2 separate regions of the Homo sapiens genome follow, and region 1 is linked to region 2. Evidence: read pairs that join two places in POLR2A ChIA-PET (ENCODE). Cell type or tissue: Panc1. All regions are shown on one strand. Each heading gives the region's core, and the rest is flanking DNA. Links, peaks and the distances in the headings are about the cores only.

The links. ChIA-PET counts read pairs that join two places held together with the same protein. Peaks named below come from ENCODE experiments on the same cell type or tissue, not always from the same donor. Only the 100,000 strongest peaks of a DNase experiment are listed, where the experiment ranks them.
Region 1: POLR2A ChIA-PET joins it to region 2 with 5 read pairs; 1 of 35 experiments calls an interaction of 5 or more read pairs at or near these places.

What each region holds. Positions count from the first base shown.
Region 1 is chr10:131,653,247-131,658,074 of GRCh38, forward strand. No RefSeq gene overlaps it. Among named protein-coding and RNA genes, the nearest start is that of LINC01164, 130 kb to the right of the region's middle. In Panc1, for the core only: no CTCF peak of the experiment used is centred there; a DNase peak (open chromatin) is centred at 2,017.
Region 2 is chr10:132,400,256-132,405,083 of GRCh38, forward strand. It overlaps PWWP2B (PWWP domain containing 2B), which reads left to right. Exons shown (of 3, transcript NM_138499.4): 2 at 4,371-4,828. Among named protein-coding and RNA genes, the nearest start is that of PWWP2B, 5.5 kb to the left of the region's middle. RefSeq lists an enhancer at 512-1,288. In Panc1, for the core only: no CTCF peak of the experiment used is centred there; no DNase peak of the experiment used is centred there; H3K27ac peaks cover 675 bases.

The DNA.
Region 1 (4,828 bases), core at 363-4,362, 750 kb before region 2:
ACCTTGGGCACTACCTGTTGACCTTGCACAGGTCCTCTGGGCTCATCCTTGTATCCACTCATGACCCGGCACCTGGGGAGGCAACTGGCATTGCCCACACACAGACGGCAGTGGCATAGAACGAAAAGTCACACATGGTGGACTCAGCCCGACGACGGTTCAGACCCCAGCCCTACCATCCACTAGCTCTGTGTTTTCCAGCAAATCATTCATTTCCACATCTGCCACTGAGGCTGAGGACGCTTCCCTCCCCGCTGGCCCCGAGTCTAGGAGGATAATGCATGGAGGCCTGGAAAGCAGAGGGGGCACAGTCTGTTCCTTGGTGTGCTCGAATTTCCTGGGCTTTCCAGGAGCCCTGAGATCTGTGGAAGGGGAACCACAGGATCCCTAGCAAGGCCTCCCTTCTGGACTTCAGGGAAGGTTGAGGGGGTCCATGTGCATGCACTGGTGCAAGCAGGGCTGGAGACAGGCTGCCTCATCCCTCCCAGGGGAGCACCCATCCGGCGTCCTCCAACAGGAGGCGGGAGAGTCCCCGCTGGGGGGACCAGGAGTTCAGATGCTCCAGCGCTCACTCCCACTCACATGGAGGCAGCAGACACACAGCAGCACTCACAAGCACACACACACGCAAACACACACATGCACACCCCCACTCACACAGAGGCAGCAGACACATGGCAGCACTCATAAGCACACACACACATGCAAACACACACACGCACACTCCCACTCACACAGAGGCCACAGACACAGTACCACTCTCACACTCACATACACACACACATGCACACACAAGGAGGCAGCAGACACACATGGTAACCCACATACACACACACACACAAAGGCACCAGACACACATGGCACCACTCAAACACACACAAACACACACAGAGGCAACTCTCACAGGCACACGCACACTGACATGGAGGCAGCAGACATGCACGGCACCACTCACACATGCACACACAAGGAAGCAGCAGACACGCACTGCCCTCCTGCACACACACACACTCACACACCCTCACATACACTCACTGATGCATACAGCCCACGTCAGAGTCCACTGGGCACCAGCAGCCTTAGGTCAGTTGCTGTCCTTGGGTTGAGCCATCCTTGGCACCCTGGGGAGGGGCAGACGCTGTGGACATTTGGGGTCTAGGGGCTGCCCCCACAAAGGTCAAGGACTCCAGGGCAGAGCTGAACACCCTCAGCCCCAGCCTGGCATGGGCTGGCCCCTACTCTCAGGGCCGCTTCTCCAAGAGCCCCTGGCCAGTGCCTGCCTCTTCCTGGCCCTGCTTCCCTCTGAGAGGCTGGGTCTGGTGCCCCCAGAGCATCCAGGTGGAGCGGCTAGTGAGGGTCAGCCAGCCTGGCCAGGAACAGGGCCAGGAGCAGGATGCATACGCCCTGGACCCTATGCATCCAGCCTCCCCATGCTGCGTCCAGGAGCGTCACTGGCCTCCCGGGTGCACAGCCGTCTCTGCTCCTCACACAGGGGGCTGGGGCGCAGAGGGCAGCTCTGCAGGTTTGCTGAAAATGATGGCAGGGCCTGGACAGCACCTCACCTCCTGGCCTTGCAGTGTCCAACGCCTCCTTCTGCACCCGGAGTACCCAGCAAGGGTGCCTCAGGGAGCTCCACCCATGTCTGTGGGCCTCGCGGGGCCAACCCTGCCCGTGGATGGAACAGGAGCCTGTGTCACGAAACAGGAGCCTGTGTCACGAAACAGGAGCCTGCCCCAAGTGGTTCCCGCAGGTGCAGGGCAGGCCTGGGCGCCCTCGCTACGCTAGTCCGGCTGTGCTTCCTTGTGCGGTGTCAGGGTGAGCCCAGGCAGGCCACAGCTCTCCCGCCTGGCTTCTCGGCCTGTCCTGGTTTGCTTCTGTTTCCTCTGTTGCATTTACCCACGTTCCTTAGGTCATGGAAGTTTCCGGAATCCTCCTGCAATAAAAGCTGGAGCAGTGCTGGCTTCTGAGTTGGTTGAGATGAGACTCATTCCTCCCTGAACACAGAAGCCGCACACACAGCCCCAGGCAAAGTCTCTGGCTGGCAGCCAAGCTGTGCCCTGCACTTGGTCAGCTGGTCAAGGTCGTGACCTCCCTGGCCAGTGCCTTTTCCCAGGGTCCCGGGGCTGTTTCTGGGGAGCGGAGTCTGACTCAGAGTGCAGGTGTCCTAGAGGAAGCCAGCGAAACCAGCAAGGCCTCGCTGGAGCAGAGCCTGGGTGTCGGGTTGTTCAGCTCAGGGTCCCACTGCAGCGCTGAGCCTAGAAATTCTGGAACAAGGGGAAGAGTGGAGGAGGAGTGGCCAAGTGCCCTCCAAAGGGGGAAGCAGGGGATTCACCTCTGCTGACCAATGCAGGGCCGCCCAGGAAGACAATTTAATTCCAGTCTTTTCCCATGAACGTGTTTCCACTCACCCGTGAGCACAGAGCCTCTGCTGATGAGAACCCTGCACAGGGAGCCACTCTGGCCGGGGCCCAGGTTTAATTAAAACACAGCCAACATGGTCAGGTTGCCTTTACCTGGGAAAAGCAGGATCCTTGGTACCTACGGAATCTTTTTTGCAAATTGACATTTAATATAACATTAAAAACAAATCATGCTTACATTAAAGGTAGTATGAAGTATTAATTTCACTTTAAAACATTTCCAGAGAATTTCTCTAAGAACAGGTCCCGGAGAATATTACTCCACTCATTTTATTCTGTTTATTTGTAGCTTTCCAGGGGAGAGTTTTCTTTCACTTTTCTCTTTAGCTTACACCATTTCCTAGAAGCCCATTTTTATGCTCCAGGTTCTATCCTGTTTAGCCTTTCCTCATATACCCATAGAATACAACTCCCTCCACCCCTCCTCAACAGACACAGACTCCCGATTGTAGAAATGGGGCTCATGGGGCCTGTCGAGCCCAGGAAATCCTGGAAATGGGTCCCTGAAACCTGCAGGCCAGGTGACTCATCAGAGGACGTGACGCTTCTCAGAAGTCTCGCTGGAACCCGCACTTTCCCTGGTCCAGGAAGAGGCATTCTCTGGAATCTGTTCTTGTCCTTGTAGGTGGTTCTCAGTAACACACAAAACAGTGACCAATAAGAGAAGATGATGGAAATGAGGCAGACCTCAGAGGCCACCCACAAACCCCCGGGACCCCTGATCCCAGGTCCCACCCTCACCTGCCTCAGCCTGAGCCAGCCCTGAGCCTGGAGAACAGGAAAAAAGGCCAGACTACCACACAAGAGCATGTGCCACACGGGAGCTACATGCCACATGGTATCCACATGCCACGCAGGAGACACACACCACACAGGAGCCACGTGTCACACACCACATGGGACCACATGGTATCCACATGCCACACAGGAGCCACGTGCTACATGAGAGCCCCACGTCACACAGGAGCCACATGCCACGTGGGAGCCACACACCACATGGGACTACATGGGGTCCACCTGCCATGCAGAAGCCACATGCCACACAGGAGCCAGTGCCACATGGGAGCCACGTGCCACACAGGAGCCATGTGCCATGCAGAGTCACACACCACACATTGGCCTTGGGAGCCTTACCTTGGAAGGCAGAGGGCCCGGCCGGATCAGGTGGAGGTCAAGAGCCAGGGCTACACATGGATCCCTGCAGTCTCAGGGCCATTCTGCCTGAAGGCTGATTTCCCTTTCAGATAACAAAGAACAACAAAGCTTAAACATTTTTTAAAGTTTTAAAGCTATAAACAAAAGCAAAGCACACGTCTATTTCTTTTTTTTTTCTTTTTTTCTTTTTTCTTTTCTGAGATGGAGTTTCACTCTTGTTGCCCAGGCTGGAGTGCAATGGCACGATCTCAGCTCACCGCAACCTCTGCCTCCCAGATTCAAGCAATTCTGCCTCAGCCTCCTGAGCAGCTGGGACTAGAAACATGTGCCACCATGCCCAGCTAATTTTGTATTTTTAGTAGAGGTGGGGTTTCTCCATGTTGGTCAGGCTGGTCTCAAACTCCTGACCTCAGGTGATCCGCCCACCTCGGCCTCCCAAAGTGCTGGGATTACAGGCGTGAGCCACCGCACCCGGCCAAACACATCTATTTCTTCAGTAGCAAGGGTGGAGCTAGCCAGAGCCTGACATCATGTGCACAGTAGAAAGGAGAGCACAATTTGCAGACAAGTCTAAAGGAATGACGGGATGGGCACACGAGGCACCTGCTGGACACAGTGCAGCCAACACCACAGCAGCTGCCTCCACGGCCTGCAAACATTCTGGAAGGTCATCTGCGGGTGTGCCCAGCACGAGCTGGACGTGCAATACCCACCTGCCTCCATGGGCTGGGAACGTTCCGGGAGGTCATCTGCAGGCGCACCTGGCTCGGGCTGGACTTGTAATATTGACCAATCAGCATCCACTGCCTTCTCCCCAGGAAACCCCTTCGTTTCCAGAGGCTGCTGTGTGTTCCCTGGTTCACTGGGCCCTTGTGGTTTGCCGTTTATTCCTTCCCACCCTGGGATCCATCTGTTATTTGATCAGAACAAAGTTTTCTGTCTCCTCTCACCTGATTCCAATCAGGCATCCAATGTGTCAGCCCCAAGTGTGGGGACAAAACAACCGTGGTAGCCCCCCCAGTCCAGCCTTCCCGCATCCTAGGGCCAGGCGGGACCTACCTTCTTCTTCCCAAGCTTTAAATAACTTTGAAGCTAAACTTAATTACCACTGCAATGAACCGAATGTCTGTGTCCCCCCAAAATCCACAGATTGAAATCCCAACCCCCAAGGTTGGTGTTGGGAGGTGAGGATGTGGGGAGAGGATTAGGCCACGGGGATGGAGCCGCATGGATGGGCTCAGCGCTCTTCTAAA
Region 2 (4,828 bases), core at 278-4,277:
GCCTGGCTAGCATGGCTGGTCTTCGGAGCGTCTCGAGGGGATGGCATCTGAGTGAGTGGGTAAGGAGGGTGTGGGGTGGGGGCCTGGCCTTGTGCTACTTGGGGAGCCCCACAGGGCTTAGAGAGGGACTATGCTGACGGCTCATAAACCCTTGAGTCCAGGACACAGGGGGCCGGCCGTGGCCACCTGGCCCCACCTGCTCTCCCCTGGAGATCCTGGGGCAGGTGCCCACAGGGTGAGGCAGGCTCCCCTTGTGGGGCCTTGGAGGAGGCGCTCCCCTGGTGTCTAGCCTGTGGCTTCTCCTGCCAGCCTGCTTTTCCCTAACCCCTGAGAGAGTTGGCCTGGGGAGACCCCACTGCCCCCAGCAGGCCTGACCTGCCCGCCCTTTTCCCGCATGCTGTCCTGCTGTGGGTGTCTGCAGGGCTACAGGGAGACTGCAGACGCTTTCTAGACTGACACTGGAGCATAGCCGAGGCCTTGGGTGCCAGACTCAGGCTGTCCTGCGCTGCGCTGAGGCTGCCTGTTCCTGTTCCAGGAGCCGCATTTTCTTTACCTCTTTAGGCCACAACAGGGTGTCCTTTCCTGATCAGAGAGTGAGGAAGGAAGGTCCAGGGTGAATGTGGGCCCGGGAGGCCAGGCAGGGGGCTGCCATGTGGGCATCTGCCATCTCATGGCCCTGGTCTGTAGAATGGGGAAGCCGTGGGGAGGCGCTGCCAGCGAGTGCAGGGGGCTTGGGCAGGCAGCCAGGGCTGTGCTCCTCCCGGCCATGGTCCCGGGCAGACCTCAGGCCTGGGCCTTTCTGGGAGTTTGGCTGAGCCTGACATCCAGGCGAGGCCCCAGGGCCGCCACGGCTGAGTTAAGGCTCGGCCACTTGTGTCTGGCTGAGGACCTCAGGCCTGGTCTCCAGGGCCCCCGTGTCCTTGCCAGGACACTGCTGTGCCATTGGGAGTGGCACTGGCGTACTTTTTGCTTTGGGGTCTGGTCCGTTCTGCAATTAGAGACTCCAGGGCGTCTCACCCCTGCCTCAGTTTCCCTAGCCCTTTCTCAAAGCAAAGGTTATTTGTTCTGTCCCTGAGCTCGCAAGGATGTCGCGTGAGGCTTATTTCAAGGGGCCCCTCGCATGTCCTCTTCCCCACAGGCAGGGCCCCCATGGGGCCCCCACATGTCCTTCCCTTCCCCACAGGCAAGGCCCAGCGGATGGCTCTAAAAGGGCAGCCTGGACCCAGCAGGCCCATCTAGCTCCAGGGCCACTCCATCTTCCCACCTGCCAAGGCTCGGTGTTACCTGTGGGTCACAGCCAGGCCAGTGGGGCCCCTGTCCCTAGGGGGTGGGTGTGTGGGGAACTACACTGCACCTGTGCACTTCCAGAAGGACCACTCTTCACGTCCCAGGGTCCAGGATAAGCCACTGAGGTTCTCCCTGTGCCAGCGCCGTCCCCGTGCCTGGAGACCCCCGTGGGTACCCACCCACTCAGCCTGGAGGCACGTTCCCTGGTCTCGCTCGGCCTCACTGGCCAATCTGCGAAATGGGAAGACTGTGATCTGTATCTCATGGGGTTGCTCAAGGAGGGCAGGAGCCGAGGTCCCAGCAGCCTGGGGGCTCTGCTGTTGGCTTTGCAAGATCCCTAGGGCTGGGTTCCCCTACCCGTCCCAGCCTGCGGAGTGAGCTGTTCCCACCCTGTTCTGTTCCCACCCTGTTTACCCACCAGTGCGCTGGGGTGCGGCCTGGGCAGGGCGGCAGCTCCAGGAAGGAAGTATGGCTGCCTGACGTGCCAGGGTCACCGGCCGTTTTTGTAGGGCTGGCTTGTCCAGTCCCTGGGCACTGATGCAGGTGTGACTCAGGGTCCCAAAGGGGATGGCAAAGCTCAGGCTGCCCCCCACCCATTTGATCTGCCTGGGAAGGGACTAACCCCTGGCCTGTGGCTGAAGATCCTGGGGCAAGGGATGGGGCTGGCTCCGTTTGTGGGGCCTCCTCAGGGTCCTGGCACCTTCAGCCCAGTCCACAACCCCGAGTGGTCAGGGTGCCATGTTCCCCAGCCCTAGTGGGGTTGCCCCCTCCCTCTGGCTGTCGTAGCCACCGTCCTCTGGCAGGGATGCTTCTGCTCCATGGGAGGCCTTCTCCTTGCCAACATCCCCTCATTTGCCCTCATTTGAGGCCCTTTCATTGGGTCCTATGGAGGGGTTCCTGGCTCCCCCAACAGCAAGGGGCCGTAAGCATGCTGGCCCAGAAGCTCAGGGTGCCTGCGTGCACCAGCGGGCGTGTGCACCAGCGTGAGGAGTGTGCATGCACATGGACGTGCTTCTGTGTGAGCACACGAAGTTGGTTCTCAGAATGCTCAGCCTGTATTAAATGCTCACAAGGTGCTCATGGAAGATGATGAACTGGCTGCTGATTTGGGTACGGAGGCCAGTTCTGGCTATGAGGCCAGGGGACTTGGAGACATCAGCCTGCAACCCTGGGCGGGGGTGGGGGCTGGTTTTGGGCAAAGGCTCATCTTCCACAGCTTAACTCTGGCAAACCTTTTCTGTAAGTGAAAGTCGCCGGCTTGGGTGGCCCCACTGTGGCCTGGCTCACGGACAGCGTATAAAGGAACCTGGGGGCTGTGCTGTGTGCTAGTAAAACTTTCTTCACAAACGCTGGAGCGGCCAGGTGTGGCCCGCTGGCCCCCGGGGTGCATGGGGTCTGTGCTCCTCGGTCCTGGCGCCAGCACCTGGCTGGGACTGGTGAGGGCACCGCCCGGGACTGGCCTCCCTTTCTCGCGAAAGTCTTAGCCCATCAGAGTTGAAGGCAGCCCGCTTCCCACGGCTGCTGCAGGGCTCAGTGAGACCATTTGCACAGGGGGCCCAGCCCGCACTCCAGAGATGCTCCTGCCGTTGCTAGCCCGTGGCTGCAGGCCCCACAGCGGTGCCTGGCCAGAGGAGAATGGGGCGGGTGGCGCTCACTCTGACCACCCCCACCCACCACAGAGCAGAACCCCCCGCCCCGTGTTCATCCCCTCACAGGCCCCAAGGCCACTGCTGTGCCCTCCCCGGCGAGTCGCAATGCTGTGTTGCTTTTCTGTCTCTTTCTCTCCATCTCCCTCTCTTTTTTCTCTGGTTTAGCTAGAGCGGTCTTGAAAATTGCATCTGGTTTGTTACCAGTTACGCGTGTTCCCTGTGGAAACGTGGATTCTGTGGACCCGTTTTCCATGGTCTGTGGTAACATCAGCGTTCGCAGAACTGTTTTCCTGACGCGCTCACAGCAGCTTGTTGGGCGGGATGAGGCCAACAGGGGACAGGGCTCGGGGACATTGGCTGCACTTGGGCCTCGAGAATGATGGGGCAGCCAGGTGCCCGTGCAGCGAGGTGGCCTGCACTCTAGGACGTGAGCTGCTTCTGAGGACAAATCCCCCAAAGCCACGCACAGTGCTGGGCACTAGCCGTTAAGCGCAGGCTGCCCGGCCCAGCGAGTCCCAGGATGAGAAGGCCTTTACAACTGGGATTGGTGTCCCGGCTGTGGCAGCCGCGGGGCCTTAATTGTGGCTCCCCCAGCAGTGGCTGCTCCTGCCCCCTGTGCCCCTTCCCCTGCAGCTCGTGTGGCCCAGCAGGGCAGGACCTGAGGGTGCCAGGTGGGCAGATGGGGATGAGGGCTCTCTCGGGGCCACTGAAAGCATCTGGGCCATCTCCAGAGGGCTCAGCCCCGGGCCACGCGCAGCCCCACCCCAGACACACGTCATGCACCTGGAACCCTGCTCCCGTAGGACGGCATTCTCCAGGGCTCCTGCAGGACGGCATTCTCCAGGGCTCCTGCAGGACGGCATTCTCCAGGGCTCCTGCAGGACGGCATTCTTCTGGGCTCCTGCAGGGAGCTTTCTCCAGGGGCTTGCTTTGGGGGTTGAAGCGTTGCCTGGCCCTAGGGGTTGTCTTCCCTGAGTCCCCCAGCCCCTCGGAGAGGAGGGAACGGCTGAGCCTGTGAGCAAGGAGCCTGAGTTTTGGGGTCCAGGGCCATGGGTCACAAGCAGCCAGACCCCTCCCCGGGCCAGGTCAGGCCTCCTGGGAGCATTCCTGCTGGGGTCCACATGTCCCCTGGGGCCATGGACTGAGATTCGGAGCCTCTGGGCCTGTCTCTGGCCAGGGAAGCAGCTGACCTCCCGGCCATATGCTGCTTGGCTTTGGAAGGCACATGTCTTGCCCTGCTGTGTCCAACCCAGGACATACGTAGGGAGCATGGGCATTGGTTTACCGTCCTGAAATACAGCCCTGGACTCAGGGCATGGCTCGCTGCCCAGACCTGCCGGAGCATGGGTCGGGGGCCTTGGCTCTGGGGGCTGGTGCGGGTGGCAGATGTGCCAGGGTCCCTTCTCACTGTGGTTTCTCTCTCTCCATTGCCAGGTCCGGCCTCTTTGGCCTACCCCCGTTGGCTCCGCTGCCCCAGGTCGATGAGTCCCCTGTCAACGACAGCCATGGCCGGGCTCCCGAGGAGGGGGATGCAGAGGTGATGCAGCTGGGGTCCAGCTCCCCCCCTCCTGCCCGCGGGGTTCAGCCCCCCGAGACCACCCGCCCCGAGCCACCCCCGCCCCTCGTGCCGCCGCTGCCCGCCGGAAGCCTGCCCCCGTACCCTCCCTACTTCGAAGGCGCCCCCTTCCCTCACCCGCTGTGGCTCCGGGACACGTACAAGCTGTGGGTGCCCCAGCCGCCGCCCAGGACCATCAAGCGCACGCGGCGGCGTCTGTCCCGCAACCGCGACCCGGGGCGCCTCATCCTCAGCACCATCCGCCTGCGGCCGCGCCAGGTGCTCTGTGAGAAGTGCAAGAGCACGCTGAGCCCCCCGGAGGCCAGCCCCGGACCCC